4 separate regions of the Homo sapiens genome follow, and all the other regions are linked to region 1. A link is a contact called in ENCODE Hi-C or POLR2A ChIA-PET data. All regions are on one chromosome and are shown on one strand. Each heading gives the region's core, a stretch centred on a gene start or an enhancer-like site at or near the end of the contact. The rest is flanking DNA. Distances are from core to core; before and after follow the strand shown. Region 1 holds the start of ATP5F1E (ATP synthase F1 subunit epsilon). Region 2 holds the start of RAE1 (ribonucleic acid export 1). Region 3 has its middle 45 kb from the start of CTCFL. Region 4 overlaps PMEPA1 (prostate transmembrane protein, androgen induced 1).

Region 1 (4,114 bases), core at 1,079-3,578:
CAGACAAATGAAACAGGTTTAATTCAAATACGATGGCTCTCTACCTAAGCATTGCTAAATGAACTGAAAATCAATGTGCCAATTACTTCTGCTTGTCAGGGCCCAAGAAGACTTTCTTTTTATTAGGCCAGGGGACTTCTATAACCTGCATGCTTTAAATTATACCATCCCAATAACTAACTTCCAAATACACTGACTAAAAAATGAATAGAACCCAAAACTAAAATTATTTTGATCTTTATGGTGCTCCAAAAACTTAAGATGCAACTGTTCTTCTAAATAAATCCATAACTTACAGATTATTCCTTCTTTACTTTCACAATTTTTACGTTGCTGCCAGAAGTCTTCTCAGCATTTGCTTTGAATTCTGTCTTCAGTGCATCTCTCACTGCTTTTGCACAGATCTGGGAGTATCGGATGTAGCTGGGAGAAAATGAGAGAAGGTATATGGTTAATTATCAATATTCCAGCCAGACAGCTGTTACTGTGTTTTCGCTTTTCTTCCTGTACTTTTTATTTTGGTTTGGTTGTACCTTATTGTAGAATTGGATTTAAAAATATGACTAATGCCAAAAAGTATCTATACAAAGAAAAAGAACTAGAAAAAAATGTACCAAAGTATTAACTGGTGTTTGGATGGATGATCTTTGATTTTTCTTCTTTGTACTGTGTTTTCTCTTTAGTGTATATTAATTCAAAATGAAAGATGCATAAATGTTTTTAAAAATCCCACAGCATAGAAAAAAAGAGACTGAAATGTTTAGAGACTATAACATGAATCATGAATTCTCTCCTCGATTTCTCTCCTTAAAACTTTAATTATATTATTCTTGGAAAATGAGGTATACATAAGAGAAAACTATTTTGAATTAAAACAATTCGTTCTAAATTATTTAAACTCTTCTCTGAGAATACTGAATTCTGTCTCACAAGTCTGCCACTGAAAATAACCTCCTAATGAAGATTTCTAAATCAAACTGAAAAGTGCTTAGAGAACATCATCAATTCTAGCAAAACTGTAAAACCTGCTTCCTGTTTGGTAGATGGACTCCCATCAACACTGTAGTTTCCAAAAGATGTCAGATCACCTTTCCCACTTTTGAAAAACAGGAAGCGGGGAGGGGTGCTATTTTCTCATGTTTTAGAATTTATTTTGGGGACTCAGAGGTATGAGTTCCAATGCCTGCTTCCATTCTTACTAACTGGGTGACCTTCAGGCTGTTCAACCTTTTCAGCACGTTTACTCACTCACCTGAAAAAAACAACAGAATAAAAGGACAATAATACCTGTCCTGCTGATAGCTGGGAGGAGGAAAAACAAGTGTGAAAAAGTATGGATCACAGGGTAGGTTGCCTAATAAACGGTATCTACTACTGGGACTATCATCCTTCCATCCTTCCAATTCTACAAGACTTCGCTGGCTTGACCTCAGCAAGTCGGGAAGCTCCGCTGTAGTGTACCCACAAAATGTAAAGTGCTACACCATCCAGTCAACTAACAAGGTGTGTCACCTAGAGCAAGGTACTTCTGCTCACTCAGGTGCACGGGTAAAAAAAAATCGGATGTGACAGCTAGACCAATGGTTTGCGGTTCCACTATGAGACACCATGTCCTCAAGTGGGTTCCATATTTGAGCTTTCCAGGAGCCACCTCTCATCTTTGTGAGGGGCTCTCGACAGTTATGGCTTTCACCCCTTTTAGACATAAGGAAACCTGAAATCAACAGGACTTAAAAGTTTAAAAAAAAAATGTGTAAAGTTGTAAAAGGCTCCACCTCGATGCTGGATTAAAGGTCAAAGCTGCTAACGGCGGTCACGTGGAGAGAAATCTCCTGTTTCCCGAGGTGGATGTGACTGTACTACTTTCACCACCTGGCTCCAGCACCATTCTAGAAGAAAAAGGTTTGCTAAATAAGAGCTGGCCTCTCTCTCGAGAAACCTGCCATTCACAAAGGTGTCCAGGGGCACTCTGTGGGTGCTGGGCCGCACCGTCGGGAAGCGAGGCAGGACACAGACGCGCTCCCACGCGAGGTCGAGGCCGCGCCCGCCTGAGCGCTTTGCCCACAGCGACGCCATCTTGGCGGCGACGCCCGAGGCTTGGCCCAACCCCGGTCACGCGTGGGGCCGCTGCTCTGTGTCCTGCATGACCTCTGGGCACCGGGATGCGCGCGGGCCGGCTCGCGAAGCCCTTCCCTCTGGAGGCCTGGGCCTACCTGAGTCCAGCCTGTCTCCAGTAGGCCACCATGCTGTAGCGAAAGCGGAGCTCGTCGGGCCGAATCGCCAAGACGCCGGCAATGTCGGCTCAGCCGGGCGGTTCAGCCGCAGGAAGATCAGACCACAGAAGCGGAAGAGGCGGGGCGTGCGGACCTGCCAATCACCGCCTCCTACCCGGCCCCGCCCCTGAGCACGGCCCCTGCTGCCCTGCCGCGGAAGCCCCCCGGCGCCGGGAGCCAATGGGCGCGCGCGGTCTGGACTGCGGGTGCCAATCCCGGGGCGGGCCGGCCGGCCGCGCCCACCTATTGGCTCCAAGAGCTCCCGGGGCGTGTGTCCCCCGACCTTCCGTATTACCCCGGCGGGGACGACGGGGGCAAGAAGGCCGGGGTGTCCCCGCTCGCTAAGGACCACTGAGCCGCGTGCTTTCGGGAAGCGAGGACGCGAGGCGGCGCGGGCACGGCCGCCCCGAGGGCCTGGCTTTGCGCCCGCTTCAGGGAAACGGCGCCGGCTTTTTTAAATCTGTGGACAGACAAGCGTGTCCTGAGAGCTGAGATTTAGAAAGGCTCTTAGGGCACCCCCTTTCTCGGAGTGACACTAAACCCTGGAAACCCAGTGGAGGACCCCCTAGCGTTTTCTGTAGTTCTAGGACCTGCTTCCGATGTGCGACAAGACGGAGGGTAAGGCAACAGTTGTCACTGTTGCCCGGAATGGATGGGAAGAAAAATGTGAGGAAAACCCACTGGAGGCACAGGGAACTGCCAGGCGGCCGGGAAAATGCTCATCTCAGAGCCTGTGATTTAGAGAAACTAACCCAACGCAGTGAAGGCTCACAGTCTAGGAATTAAAGTGTTTCTCTCATAAAGAAAAAAAAGCCTTTGCCCTTCACCTTTAATTACTAAAAAGAAATTATAATCAGGAAAAACATCACTTAAAAGAAAGTTTTTATTAACAAAAGTTTTCCTTAATTCACATTTCAACTTTATTAAATAGTCCAAGGGTTTCATTTATGAACACTTATTCCAGTTTAGTTCTCTTAAATTCATTTGCTTGTTGTGCATTTATGTTTAAAAAGGTAACTAACTGCACTGGAAAATGAAAATTTATAGTTTTATCAATAGGTCAGTTTTTAAAAAATCAAAGGATAAGGATTTAAAAATATTAGGGCATTACACCTTTTTCAGAACAAGGATAATTTACAGAAATTATACAAAGCAGATTTTCATCAAATATCAATTATTTAGCGATGTTTTATTTAGCTGAAATGTTATTTCACTTGTAAAAACTATCTCCGGTTACAAAAAAAAATCAGAAACCTTATTAAATTTAACCTGCTTTTACAAATGTCCTAAGAAGTCTTAAGCTAAACAAAATTTAAGTAGGAAAACGATAATTTAAAAATAGTGTGTTATACTATTTCTGTGGTTTATGTACATATATTAACTGGTCTCTTGGATAGGAAACATGACTAGAAGTTTATCACACTAAGCACTGTAAAATAAAGGCAAGAGCTAATCATCTTCTAGCAAAAATAGTCTCTATGCAACAATTGCAAATGTCAAAGCTATTATTTAGTAGTTAATTGCCTGCTACAATACATAAAACAAAGTACATTTACTGGATTGTTTTTCAGTTTGCAGCTGCCCTCTTGACATCCCAAATAAGGAATTCCCGTTAAGTAAAACCTGCAGTGCAATTCACTCAGTGGTTAGTTTCAGGCCAAGCCTCCCCCTACCATTATGCTTGTTCTTCCCCACCGCCCCCAAATCCTGCAGTGGCACCATATTATTAAAAACACTAAGTACCTGGGATTTATGCCTCAGAGCAAGACATCATTTGAGTAATTTCAAATGATACACAGCTCCTTCATGTAAAAAAGATGTTTTGTGGTCACAATTACTTC
Region 2 (4,114 bases), core at 1,090-3,589, 1.7 Mb before region 1:
ACCAATCGACACTCTGTATCTAGCTACTCTGATGCGGCCTTGGAGAATCTTTATGTCTAGCTCAGGGATTGTAAATACACCAATCAGCACTCTGTATCTAGCTCAAGGTTTGTAAACACACCAATCAGCACCCTGTGTCTAGCTCAGGGTTTGTAAATGCACCAATGGACACTCTGTATCTGGCTACTCTGGTGGGGCCTTGGAGAACCTTTGTGTCTAGCTGAGGGATTGTAAAGGCACCAATCAGCGACCTGTCAAAACAGACCACTGGGCTCTACCAATCAGCAGGATGTGGGTGGGGCCAGATAAGAGAATAAAAGCAGGCTGCCGGAGCTAGTAGTGGCAATCTGCTCGGGGCACCTTCCACGGTGTGGGAGGTTTGTTCTTTCGCTTTTTGGGACCACGTCGTCTTTATGAGCTGTAACACTCACCGCAAAGGTCTGCAGCTTTACTCCTGAAGCCAGCGAGACCACGAGCCCGCCGGGAGGAAGGAACAACTCCAGATGCGTCGCCTTAAGAGCTGTAACACTCACTGCCCGAAGGTCTGCAGCTTCGCTTCTGAGCCAGCGAGGCCATAAACCACCAGAAGGAAGAAACTCCAAACACATCTTAACATCAGAAGGAACAGACTCCGGATGCGCTGCTTTTAAGAACTGTAACACTCACCGCGAGGCTCCGCAGCTTCATTCTTGAAGTCAGTGAGACCAAGAACCCACCAATTCCGGACACAACATCACCTCTGTCAGCTTCATTTTCCATATCTATAAAATGGAGATAATCACAATACCTATCTTTTAGGGCTGGTCTGGAAACTACAGGAGATGGAGCATCTAAAGCGCTTAGCATAGGGTGATGCTCAAAAGAGCTATTATTACCATCATCGTCTAGACTAGAGGTTCTCAGTCTTGGCTGCATCTTAGAATCACCTGGGGAGCTTTTAAAAAATATTAATTTCCTCTTTTCTAGCCCAGGCGTACTAAATCAGAATCTCTAAGGGTGCAGTGTAAACATCACAGTTTTTAAAAAGCTGCCCAGGATTCCAAATGATCTACAGCCTTGGTACTTAACTCTGGTTCACGGCCCAGCAACCTCTGCTGGGAATTTGGTAGAAATGTGGATTTTTAGGCCCATCGTAGACCTACTGAATCTGCATTTTATAAAAAGATACCCCAGATCCTAAACCTCCTTAAGAAGGTCAAGGCACGCAGACCACACTGAGTAGTGAAGGAGAGAATCCAGGGTAGCTACATAACCTCACGAAATCCCTTCCTTGTGATCTGTCTTTTCCTTCACTTCCTTCTTCAGATGCTCCTAAAAGTAGGGGTTGGGAGGAAACAACCAACTGAAATATTTGGAGTGGGCGTGTGTGAGTAATAAGAATCCCTTAACATTTCTACAGACAGTTCTATTAGTAAGAGTAGTTCACGTATGATTTCACTTGACCCTAATTAGGAACAGCCCTGGCATCATTTTCCCCACCATGCAGCAGGAAACTGAGGCCCAAAGAGCCCCGAGGTGGGCTCAGGGTACCCCAGTGGGCAAACAGGGAGAGGCCAGGGCGGGAAACCCGCGGCCGACCTCGCCTTGTTCGGAGGCAGCGTTAGAGCAGCTTCTCGGAGGTTGGCCTTGGACGTGAATTGGAAGCAATCAGAATCTTTTAGATGTTTATACATGATAAATGCAATAATTAATTCACAAGAGAAAACAGCTAGCTACCTTGCACTAGCCCTAGTTGCGGATTGATTGACTGATTTGAGATGGAGTTTCGCTCTTGTTGTCCAGACTGGAGTGCAATGGCATGGTCTCGGCTCACTGCAACCTCCACCTCCTGGGTTCAAGCGATTCTCCTGCCTTAGCCTCCCAAGCAGCTGGGATTACAGGCACCCGCCACCATGCCCGGCTAATTTTTGTATTTTTAGTACTGACGGGGGGACGGGGGGGCGGGGGGGCGGGGGGACGGGGGGCGGGGGGGGCGGGGGGGGCGGGGGGACGGGGGCGGGGGGCGGGGGGGGGCGGCGCGGGGGGGCGGGGGGGGCGGGGGGCGGGGCGGTTCACGATGTTGGCCAGACTTGTCTTGAACTCCTGACCCCAGGTGATCAGCCCGCCTCGGCCTCCCAAAGTGCTGGGATTACAGGCGTGAGCCACCGCGCCTGGCCAGTTGCGGATTTATAAAAGCAGTCGCTTAGTAACTTGCAGCGGCTACATCAACTTTGGACCAATTCGCAAACTGCTGGTGTAAAGCGTTTTTGCGCATGTGCTGTCGCCTTGCGGGAAAAGGAGCCTTTTTCTTCGACGATTTCCGGGCGACGCAGGAAGTGGCTCCAGGGCGCACGCGCGTTGTTTCCGCGGTAGTCAGGGCAGTTTCTACCGCAGGCTTAAGGAGGCTTCGGGCTCCTGGGATTTCTGTCCGCGCTCCTGGCCCTCGTCCTTCGCGCCAGAGCAGGTTCGCAAACTCCTCAGACCCTTCTGCTCCCGGCCGCCGCTTTCCGCCGGGGCGAGACCCCCAGGTAGGCCCCGTGCCGCGCGCGTCCCGTCGTTAACCGCCGCCATGGCTCCCGCAGAGGCCGAGTTGCCTCCCGGGAGCGCGCTTCTGCGGGATGCTGGGGCGCGAGCGGGACTGTTGACTAAGCTTCGTTACTGGGCCCTGGAAGCGAGGTCAGAGCTGGAAATGGCCTTAGGGGTCACCTAGGGCCTAATCCATCGTTTCTCTTGTGGGGGAACTGAGCCTCTGGGAAGGGTCACATTGCGTTAATGCAGTGTGTGTCGCCTCTGTCCCTCCCCCTTACACGTCTGGCGTCTCGTCAGATACATGTCAGCTCCTGGGAGAAGCTTTCCCTGGCCGCTTTGCAGAAGGGCGTCCCCTTTTAGCCTCTTCCACGTCAACCTGCTCCATTTCTTTCGTAGCAGTTACCAGTCTCTGAAACTAAGTCTGTTTCTGTCTTAGCCCGCCAAGTATTTATTGTATACGTATATAGGTGCCACCGTACAGGCAGTACTTCTCCAGGCAAGTAGTATTAAACACCAGCCGCCCTGGGCCAGGCATTGTACTGTGGGACCCAGTATGCATTAAGGGAAGAATCCAGGCAAGTGGCTGCCCTCTTGGAGCCAGCATTCTGGGGGGGAAGAGATTTTGAGTGTAAACAAGAAATTCCAGGGGATGTGATGGAAGATTAGATATGTTAAAGTTGGCAAAGAAGCGTCTGAGGAGGTGACTTTAAAAAAGAATACGTGTGACAGCTTTATTGAAGTATAAAATAACATTAATTTCAACCATTGAAAGTGTATATTGTGAGTTTGGAAATTTTATGCAGTTGCGTAAACATGGCAAGTTCAAATTTGGGACATTTTCATCACCCCAAGAAGTTCGGAGGAGGCAACTTTTGAACTGGGATATGAAGATTCAAACGGAGGTAGCTGTGGGGAGGGAGAAGCAAATCATCCCAAGCTGAAGGAACAGCACTAGGTTTGCTCCAAGGCAGGGATGAGCTTGTTGTGTTCAGCGGAGAAAGGAAGCCAGCAGAGCTAGGAGGGCTGGGGTGCAGCAAGGCGGGAGAGAGCGGGAAGAGATTAGGTGGGTCCCACAGATGACTGTGCCTTCTGAACTTTGGAAGCTTCCCAGTGCTCAGCATAAGGTGTGGTCCACACTGACTAACACGAACGATTCTCACCTACCATGTTCTTTTTCCTAAGTTCATCCCTAATGGCAGAAATGTTCTCTCCCAACTTGAAGGTTGAGGTAGAGGAATAGAGTGAAAGTAATATTTATTAAGAACCTGTAGTGCTTTAGGCAGTGTGTGTGTGTGGCTTCATTTAGTTCTCATAACTCTGTGAAGTAGATATTAGTGTCTCTGTTTTACAGATGAGAAAATCAAGGTTAAGTGACCCGTCCAAAGCCGTGTAACCAGCACCTGGACTGATTGCAGAAGCCTTGTCATGCCTTTGTTCGTTCATACAGCCAACTGGTGTTTCAAGTACCTCTGCATTTGAGGGCAGAAGTGTGGCCGGCAAGGACCACATCCCCTCACGTTCACTAAAATGTACATGTGCTTGTAGCTGTTGCTCTGACCTTTTGTTCTGCACTTATTTTTCATGAAGCTGAGGAAACTCAAATGCC
Region 3 (4,114 bases), core at 1,173-3,672, 1.6 Mb before region 1:
AAGGAATTTAAATCCCCCATCAAATAAATGAATTGTTATTAGTTTACAAGAGTGGTCTTGGATTTCCACTTCTTTCTAAATAAAGCCTCAGGAAGACAAAAGGGACATGGGGAAATTGCAGGTTAATTTTTTGGTGTGCTCGTGAAATTCCAGGGCGCATGCAAATGAGGGCGAAGATGGTCACACGGATAAGAGCTTAAACTCGCCGAGAGCCTGCCATGCCAACTCACTTTAAAAAATCAAATATATGAAAACAATAAACTTTATAACGTAGCTATGATAAATGGAGAACACAATCATTTGCCAACAACAGTAATAAAAATAATGATTATGATCAGTCACATATTTTGAGCATTTACTCTGTGGCAGGCACAGCTGTAATGTTTTAAAACTGATGTTATCCAAATTAGCCGGGCACGGTGGCCCACGCCTGTAATCCCAGCTACTCGGGAGGCTGAGGCAGGAGAATCGCTTGGAACCCAGGAGGCAGAGGTTGCGGTGAGCCGAGATCGCGCCACTGCACTCCAACCTGGGCAACAGAGCAAGACTCTGTTTCAAAAAACAAAACAAAACAAAAATCTGGCGTTATGCTTTGAAGCTGGTACCATTGTTTCCATTTTACAGATAAGGAAAATGAGGTTAAATTCTTCTTCCAGTATGTTAACAATAGGGGTATCCAATGAAGACATGAAACTTGCTTCACCCATTTTTTCATTTTTTCACCCATATCCTCCTCCTTTCTTCCCTAATTTCACCTATTTTCATCCTTAAAAGTTTAGAAACTTGACCCAGCAGCACCCTCCTAGCCTAGGCTGGTGAACACCCTGTTCCTCACCCATCTTGTAGCTCCGAAGTGCCCACCACACCATGCCTGTTGGTTAATGCAGCCTTCCCCATTGCAGTCCTGCTAAGGAGGGCTGGGACAGGACCCACTCTCCGCCTTCCCAGTGTGGGGCACAGAGTGGGTTCTCAGCAGACATTGCCAAACAAATGAATGAGGGAATCAGTGAATGAATGAATAAAGCAAATGCAGAAGCAAATTCAGATCCAAAATCCACCAGAGGTGTTTCACTACGATTTCAGTGGTCCCTGTCTTTGGTTTAGCAGCGATGTGTCTTTTTGAGGCCCTAAACTACTTTCCTAAAATGAGGCTATTAGGGAGCACCAACCCTGGACCTCCCCCAGGGACTGTTGCAAGGATTAAACCAGTTAACATGCTAGTGTATCAGAACAGTGCCTGACCCAGAGCAAACACCCACAAATGTTAATAACAGTAATAACAATATTATTATTTTATTTTATTTTTTTGAGATGGAGTCTCACTATAGCACCCAGGCTAGAGTGCAGTGGCGTGATCTCGGCTCATTGCAACCTCCACCTCCCGGGTTCAAGGGATTCTCCTGCCTCAGCCTCCCAAGTAGCTGGGATTACAGGTGTGCACCACCACGCCCAACTAATTTTTGTATTTTTGTTTTGGTGTTTGTTTTTTTTTTTTGAGATGGAGTCTTGCTGTTGTTGCCTGGGCTGGAGTGCAATGTCATGATCTCGGCTCACTGCAACCTCTGCTTCCTGAGTTCCAGCAATTCTCCTGCCTCAGCCTCCCGATTACCTGAGATTATAGGCACCTGCCACCATGCCCAGCTAATTTTTGTATTTTTAGTAGAGACGGGGTTTCACCATGTTGGACAGGCTGGTCTCGAACTCCTGACCTCAGGTGATCTGCCCACCTCGGCCTCTCAAAGTGCTGGGATTATAGGTGTGAGCCACTGCGCCTGGCCTATTATAATTTTATATATGAGATATATGATGTCTACCTATCATTACCATTTAAGACAAGTGATATGGGTTTCCCGTGTACTGTAGCACTGTGAGATTTTATTTTAAAATAAATGCATTTGATTTTAAAAAGTGAGTTGGAAATAAGTAAATATCGGTGCGGGTGAATCCTAGACAGGATCCCAATCCCGAGGTGGTGTTCAACCCCTGGGTGTAGGACCTCAGGTGAAGGGTTACTCAATTTGGGGCAGCTTCCCTAAGCCATGATTGTGCCGCACGCATGGCTGGCAGCATGGATGTCAGTGTGGGGAGGCCCAGGCCCTTGGAGGAGGCTGAGGCAGCCTTGTCTGGGACCCCAGGTACGCCTCCAGCCATCTTCCCCACAGCCCCTTCTCTGAGCGCGCAGCCATCACCCCAGACCCGGGCTGATATTTTTAGCACACAGGCACCCTGCACGGCCCTGTACACTCTGACCAAATTTAGAAATCTCAAGAGATCTTTGCTTTTCTACGCCTTCAGAAGGAGCAATGAATGAAAAGGCTCCCAGCCTCCGGTTTAGTGAGAGCAAACCCTCCTGTTTGCAGGGCTCTCTCTGGTAGGGAACCCCAAGCTTTACTGTGCAGTGAAAAAAAGCCAGGTGCAGAATCCTGTGTGTGTTTTGGGTCTACGGTAGCAAATGCAAAGCAACCCCTGCACCGTGCACGTGTGTCTGAGTCAGCACAGCCAGCAGCGGGGCGTGGAAGGAGCCCCCCGCAAGTGGGGGAGGAAGGGGCTGTGGAGGTGATTACCTCACTCTCATGCAGGGCTGAATATTACTGTTTCCCCTGTTAAACAAGGGTGTATTACTTCCGAAATCTGACAACCCCAAGCACCAAAAGGTTTAAAAATATCTCGAGATTGTAAAGCCTCCGACAGAATGCTGAAACAGGATTGCACAGTTGACCAGGAGCTTCTGAGGTTGTGGCGGACCCTCCATGTTTCTGACTGCCGGACAGTCACAGCCCCCTCTTCCCTAATGCCACCAGATGTTCCCTGGGACACCTGCCCCCAGCTCTAGTCCACATAATGCTGCCCTCCACCTCCAGACCCAGGGGAGGGGAGTGGTCAGGGCCGGCCAAGCCAAGCACCGTATGGCCCCTGGTTCAGGACATCGCTGGGACCCAGAGGCCAGAGACCTTCAGCTGGGATCCCCAAGGATCCCTTGGGACCCCTGGGACTGTTGTCCACCTCTGTGCCACCAGGAGAGGAGAGCCCCACTAAGACTGGAGTGACACCGGAAGGTGCAACCAAGAGCAGGCAGGGAGAACACGGAGTGCAGGCGCTGCCTGAGCCCCTGCCCTGGGCTGTGTCGGGGGAGCTACTGTGGAACTTTCTGTCTATGCAGGCTCAGCAGGCCACAGTGTGCACCACCCGGCTCCTGCCAGTGAACCTACAAACGCTGATGGCTAGATTATTTGCATATGTGTTGTTAAATATGGCCAATATTAAAATTAAATGATACAAACATGTAATTAAAGGAATTACATTAAAAACAGAGATAATAGCTCCTCAGGACACCTCACTCCCTAATTAGCATACTGCACTTCACCATTCCCCAGGCTCTTGGGGTGCCACCTCGGCTGCATTTGGGGGAAGGAAATGCTTTAGGTCTGGACGTGCATTCCTGTGCGTCCTCTGGATAGCAGGAAATCTGCCAGCATGGAAATGGCAAATGCTACAAACAGGGGTCCCCCCAAAGCCATTGCTTCCCAGCATGCCTCTGAGAGAAGCCCTGTAACACAGGCCAGGGGGCACCTGCTCTGCAGGACCCCAAGCAACAGGAAGGAAACAGGAAGGAGAAGGGGAGGAGAGGGGGAGGAGAGGGGGAGGAGAGGGGGAGGAGAGGGGGAGGAGAGGGGGAGGAGAGGGGGAGGAGAGGGCAAGGAGAGGTCTTCGGCATCCTTATGGTGAAAACCACATTTTCTCCTCCCCATTTCCCTGGTAGCTGGGAAGCGCATTCAATTAACGTGTATTGATTGGCTTGAGGAAATCGGGCTCCCAGAAGTCTAGGGCCTTGCTTAAGGTCACCTAGCGGTGGGGCAGGAACTGGGACACAGTTTTAATTTGACTCCGGAGCCCTGGACTGGCCTTGTAATTGGTACTTCTTGTGCAGTGCTCACGGACACCTCAGCTGAATGAAGGCCGTGCAGGTGGCTGGACAGAAACGCCCTGTAGCCCGCATCCCTCACGTTCAAGGCTTCTGTTTTTTCAGCACTCATTTCTAAGTGGCTTGCAGCCTTGCAAGATGAATTGTGGAAGTGCATGGGCACAGTACTTAAAAACATAGAGTCCCGAGCTG
Region 4 (4,114 bases), core at 553-3,052, 1.4 Mb before region 1:
GGTTCCGGGACCTGCAGGGAATGGACTTACAAGCGCCCGCTATGGATGAACAGATTCCAACCAGGCGCTCGCTTCCTTAGTGAAGGAACCACTTGTTCAATTATGAAGCCCAGGATGTGAAAGCAACTGCTGGAGCCACATAGGTGAATTTGTTATGCTGGAAGGGGGTGGTCACCTGGCACTGTGAGTGGCTCAGAGATCCCTAAGTGATCAGAATTGTAAACGACCCAGGGGAAAACCTTGGGAAAAAACTCACCCTCTTAGATACTGAGTTTCTAGGGGAGGAGAGTGGCTTAGAAGCCCCTAAAATGGGTCAGATGAGAAAAGGACAGGGCCAGAGAGGGGGAGGGAGTTGCCCAGAGACACAGAGCAACCGTGCAAAGCTGGCTAGAGCCAGAGCCTGCGCCTTCCAGTTCCTTGGGTACAGGCTGTCCACGCAGGCATCCCTGGTGGGAGTGAGGGTCACAATGGCTGTGACCTTGACCATCTTTGCAAGGTGAGCCTAGCTTGTGGCATGGAGTCTGGCTTGCACTGCAAGCCCCAGGGAACCGTCGGGGGATGAGTGGATGGTAAAAACGACTTCTGCCCGTCAGACACTCAGACACACCAGCGGGGAGAGCTGCAGCCACTCCAGCTTTAGCTGGGTTGTGCTAAGAGCTTTAAGTGCATTATATCATTCAAAGCTCCCAAGGAGCCGCTTTGGGGAGTCCCGTCAACACCCGCATTCTGCAGATGAAGGGACTGGGACCTCAAGGGCAGCTGCTAGGGCTAAGGTGTGGTTCTTCTACCGGAGATGATTTTGCCCCAGGGGACATCTGGCCATATCTGGAAACACTTGTGGTTGCCACAACTGGGAGGGGGTGTTACTAGCATCCAGTGGGCGAGGGGAAGTAGCTAAACATCCACCCTGCCACGCACAGGGAAGTCCCCCACAGAAAAGAATTATTGAGCCCAAACGTCAGCACCAAGGTCGAGAAACTCTGGATTAAATCAGATGATAGTGAATATCTCAGGCACAGTGCCGGGTGCATAGTGCTTGCTCAATAAACATTAGCTAGGCAACAGCTGATTCCTAATTAGGCCTCAATGTGAAGACAGAAGCAGGGACTGAAACCACACACAACCGGTTTGAAGAATAACAACAACTTAGTCTAAAAACATCTGCTTTGAAAGCAAACGCTTAGGAAAGGGCAGTTGTTCATTTCACACTTGGATTGTACATTTCTGTAGGCTGGAGTCGCAACCACCTTGATCACCGATCAACGCACACTGGCACCAACCACCATGCCAGACACACAGGAGGCACTTCGTAAATGCTTGTGAAATGAATACATGGGTGAGGGAAAGTGGCGGAGAGCAGTCTGCGTGAGGACGTAAGCACAGGTCCTTCTCTGGAGGCAGGAGAATGAAAATCATCCCACGGGTCGGGGCCGGGTCAGTGAGGAAGGGAGGGAAGGAGTTCTGAGAATGTCAATCTGCAGGACAACTTCTAGTTTCCACCTTTTGCATGAGGGATTTCCAAGTGCCCCAGGGCCTGGGAGTCCCCATTCATCAACCCTGGGTGCTACCAGGGACAGGGCCCATTGTGATTTGTGAGGCCTGCCTGAGTGCTGGTGGGGCAGGGGTGAGGCAGGCGCCCATGCTCCTTCCTGACCTCTCCAGCACGCTCCATCCACTTGCATGGAATCACGGCAGTGGGGAATGAGAAACACCCCTCCATCACTGCCACTGGGAACCCCCGTCCCTCCAAACCTGCCGCCTGCCTGAGCTCCTGAGGGCACCCTCACCCTGCATGGGCCTCCTTCCTGCCAGGGAGGGAGCCCTGTGCGAGGCAACCAGGGGTTGCCCCGGAGCCAGTCCCACTTCTGCCATCTGCGGGTGACAGCGAGAGACCTCTCTAGGGTGTCCCCTGCCTGAGACGACCGTGAGGATGGTGTGGCGCTGCCTCTTACAAGGGTGGTCCCAGCATCAAGAAGGGAACGGCCCTCCCAGACCTTTCACTGCTTAAAATAACCAACTTTTTAATTTAGCAACCATTGTCGTTTCACGTTCAATTCTGTAAGCAATAATAGAGCTCTCCACGTACCCTCCACCTCCTCCCCTGCTGGCAGCACCTTACAAAACTCGATTCTCTGTGGTTTTCCCAGAATCAGAACTTGTGTACGCTTTAGTCACCCCCTCATTTTACAGAAGAAGGAACTGCAACCTGGTCAGTCCCCCCTCAAGGTGACACGGCCAGCTGGGAACTGGACATGGCCACCACACCTAGCTTAGCAGACCTCACCCTCTCGGCTTCTCCTCTCTGCCTGAGGTACTCCCCCCAAGGTCTTCCCACCGCTGACTCCTTCTCATCCCTCATTCTCAGCACAAGGTCAGCCCTGCTGAGAGACCCTCTCAGACCAATAAAGCAGCCCCCAGGCACAGTCATGTGACACTGTCGAATCTCCTCCTCCGTTCAGTATCTGACTCTGTTTCCCATCTGCACCAGACTAGTAGCTCCCTGAGGGCAGGCTCAGGCCTGTTCCATTCACCAGGTCCTCCCATCTCCAGTGGCACAGGGAAGGAGCTCACCTACTGGATAAATGAACAGAAGATGGGTGATTCGCCCAAATACCGGGTCTGTCCTCCTTCCTTAGGTCACTATTACACACAGACAGACACAGCTACCTTCGATGGGAGGTGACGGCGTAGCAAAGGCTCCCAGTGGGAATGAAGGCTTGAGCTGAGTGTGAATGGTGCTCAGAGCGGGGGACCAGCTCCACCAGCGGTTCCCTGTGTGACCTTGGGCAAGCTGTTCTCTGAGCCTCGGTGGTTTCATCCATAAAATGGGGAAATGACAGCCCGCTGCCCTTGCATACCTAAGCACAAAGTCACTGGTAACTAGGGGCCCAGGTTCTGGGTCTCCCTGGAGTGTCGGGGTCCTAGGCGCCGGCCCAGAGGAGTTTCAAAGTCAGCCTTTAACTGCCCTCCCAGTAAAGAGGCTGCTGAATGCTACAGAGCAGGCTCCCGTGCCCACCGCCCCACACCTGGAAGACGAAAGGACACGAGAAGGAGAGGCACAGCTGCGTCGCTGGCTGTGACCCACACTCCTCCAGTTTTTGATTTAAAAAAAATCCCTGAAACAGCACCCACTCCCTGTCAAGTCTGTGTCCCCATCGCCAGCAGAAACCAACTCCTCCTGGAGGAAGGAAAGTTCAATGGATGAGCTATAAATATTTCTGCTAGATGCTGCCTGGGAGCTGGGCTTTCTGCATGAGCAGGCCCCGCTGAAAAGGAAGGCGGCTCGCCAGATTTGTTTCGAATTATGAAAATAGATGTTGTCTCCCCACCACATCTGTTTTGCCTGACAAATGAGCAGCAGCTCGCCTCCTAAATAAGGCAGCACACCAAGACGGTCTTGAAACTCCGGCTTCTCCAACTCTTCAGAAAAGGAGAAGAAGAAGAAAAAAGAGTCCAAGCCTCCCAGGTTTGAGCTCTAAAAGCCAGACCTTTTTCAATGTCATCTCTCACGCCGCAGTCTCCGGGGGCATTTACGCCACACTTGTCCTTAAGCTCAGATCTCCCTGAGCAGGTAGAGGCTGCTCACGTTAGAGGGCACGGATATCCCCCACTGCTTTTTAAAAAGAAAAAGAAGGCCAGGAGACACGCGATCAATTATAAAAAGTGCAAAGAAAGGAAAGCTCCCTAAACTCAAGCCAAGGGTGCGTTTTTGATGTGCTGAGAGAGGCCAGTTTTTGGAGGGAAACATCAATACTGTTGCCATTCAGTTCTCTATGCCATGCTGGCCTGGTGACTTGGGTTAATATAATCATTTTCCTTTAATTACTCCAGGAAAGACCCAATTACAGCGCAGACGCATCTGCCAGCCTGAGGATCCAATATTTAATAGCCCATCCTTCAGGAACATTCCTGCTTGGGAGCTTCCTGGAGCGAGCAGCCCTGCATGCATTACGAACTTGCATTACTATACTAACTCGGTGGTGGTGTTCTGGCCTGTGTGCGTGTGTGTGTGTGTGTGTGTGTGTGTGTGTTTCTTTTAAAAGTCTCTTCCCCTGAAAATACTTCATGTTGATATTTCTTCTTAAAGATGCTGTAATTATGAGAGAGCAGAAAG

Evidence for each region. Hi-C counts contacts between places; a loop is a spot of excess contacts on that map. ChIA-PET counts read pairs that join two places held with the same protein, here RNA polymerase II (POLR2A). Pooled maps may share reads with other maps.
Region 2: a loop to region 1 is called in a pooled map, with 12 times the contacts of the local background. The contact joins the promoter of RAE1 here to the promoter of ATP5F1E in region 1. A Hi-C loop is called at or near these places in 6 of 50 pooled maps.
Region 3: a loop to region 1 is called in a pooled map, with 4 times the contacts of the local background. The contact joins the enhancer-like site here to the promoter of ATP5F1E in region 1. A Hi-C loop is called at or near these places in 1 of 168 maps with a recorded cell type or tissue (ascending aorta), 1 of 37 single-sample maps with no recorded cell type and 2 of 50 pooled maps.
Region 4: a pooled map shows a loop between it and region 1 (4-fold over the local background). The contact joins the enhancer-like site here to the promoter of ATP5F1E in region 1. A Hi-C loop is called at or near these places in 2 of 37 single-sample maps with no recorded cell type and 2 of 50 pooled maps. POLR2A ChIA-PET finds 5 or more read pairs at or near these places in 1 of 52 experiments (PC-3).

What each region holds. Positions count from the first base shown.
Region 1 is chr20:59,030,007-59,034,120 of GRCh38, forward strand. It overlaps ATP5F1E (ATP synthase F1 subunit epsilon), which reads right to left and starts at 2,329. Exons shown (of 3, transcript NM_006886.4): 1 at 2,214-2,329; 2 at 297-423. The coding sequence starts at 2,245. The coding sequence ends at 300. It overlaps PRELID3B (PRELI domain containing 3B), which reads right to left. Exons shown (of 6, transcript NM_016045.3): 6 at 3,139-4,114. SLMO2-ATP5E (SLMO2-ATP5E readthrough) reads right to left here. Exons shown (of 6, transcript NR_037930.1): 5 at 297-423. RefSeq lists an enhancer at 2,123-2,262 and a silencer at 2,283-2,572.
Region 2 is chr20:57,348,916-57,353,029 of GRCh38, forward strand. RAE1 (ribonucleic acid export 1) reads left to right here and starts at 2,340. Exons shown (of 12, transcript NM_003610.4): 1 at 2,340-2,507. RefSeq lists enhancers at 1,971-2,539, 2,730-2,809.
Region 3 is chr20:57,478,494-57,482,607 of GRCh38, forward strand. No RefSeq gene overlaps it. Among named protein-coding and RNA genes, the nearest start is that of CTCFL, 45 kb to the right of the region's middle. RefSeq lists enhancers at 2,475-2,594, 2,605-2,654, 2,865-3,084. Within about 2 kb of position 2,423, at least 3 of the 41 ENCODE cell types and tissues checked have a DNase peak (open chromatin) inside an H3K27ac peak, as active enhancers do.
Region 4 is chr20:57,679,554-57,683,667 of GRCh38, forward strand. All of the region lies in intron 1 of PMEPA1 (prostate transmembrane protein, androgen induced 1), which reads right to left. Among named protein-coding and RNA genes, the nearest start is that of PMEPA1, 28 kb to the right of the region's middle. RefSeq lists enhancers at 59-583, 584-1,107, 934-1,003, 1,384-1,493, 1,904-1,963 and 2 more and a silencer at 2,322-2,485. Within about 2 kb of position 1,803, at least 10 of the 41 ENCODE cell types and tissues checked have a DNase peak (open chromatin) inside an H3K27ac peak, as active enhancers do.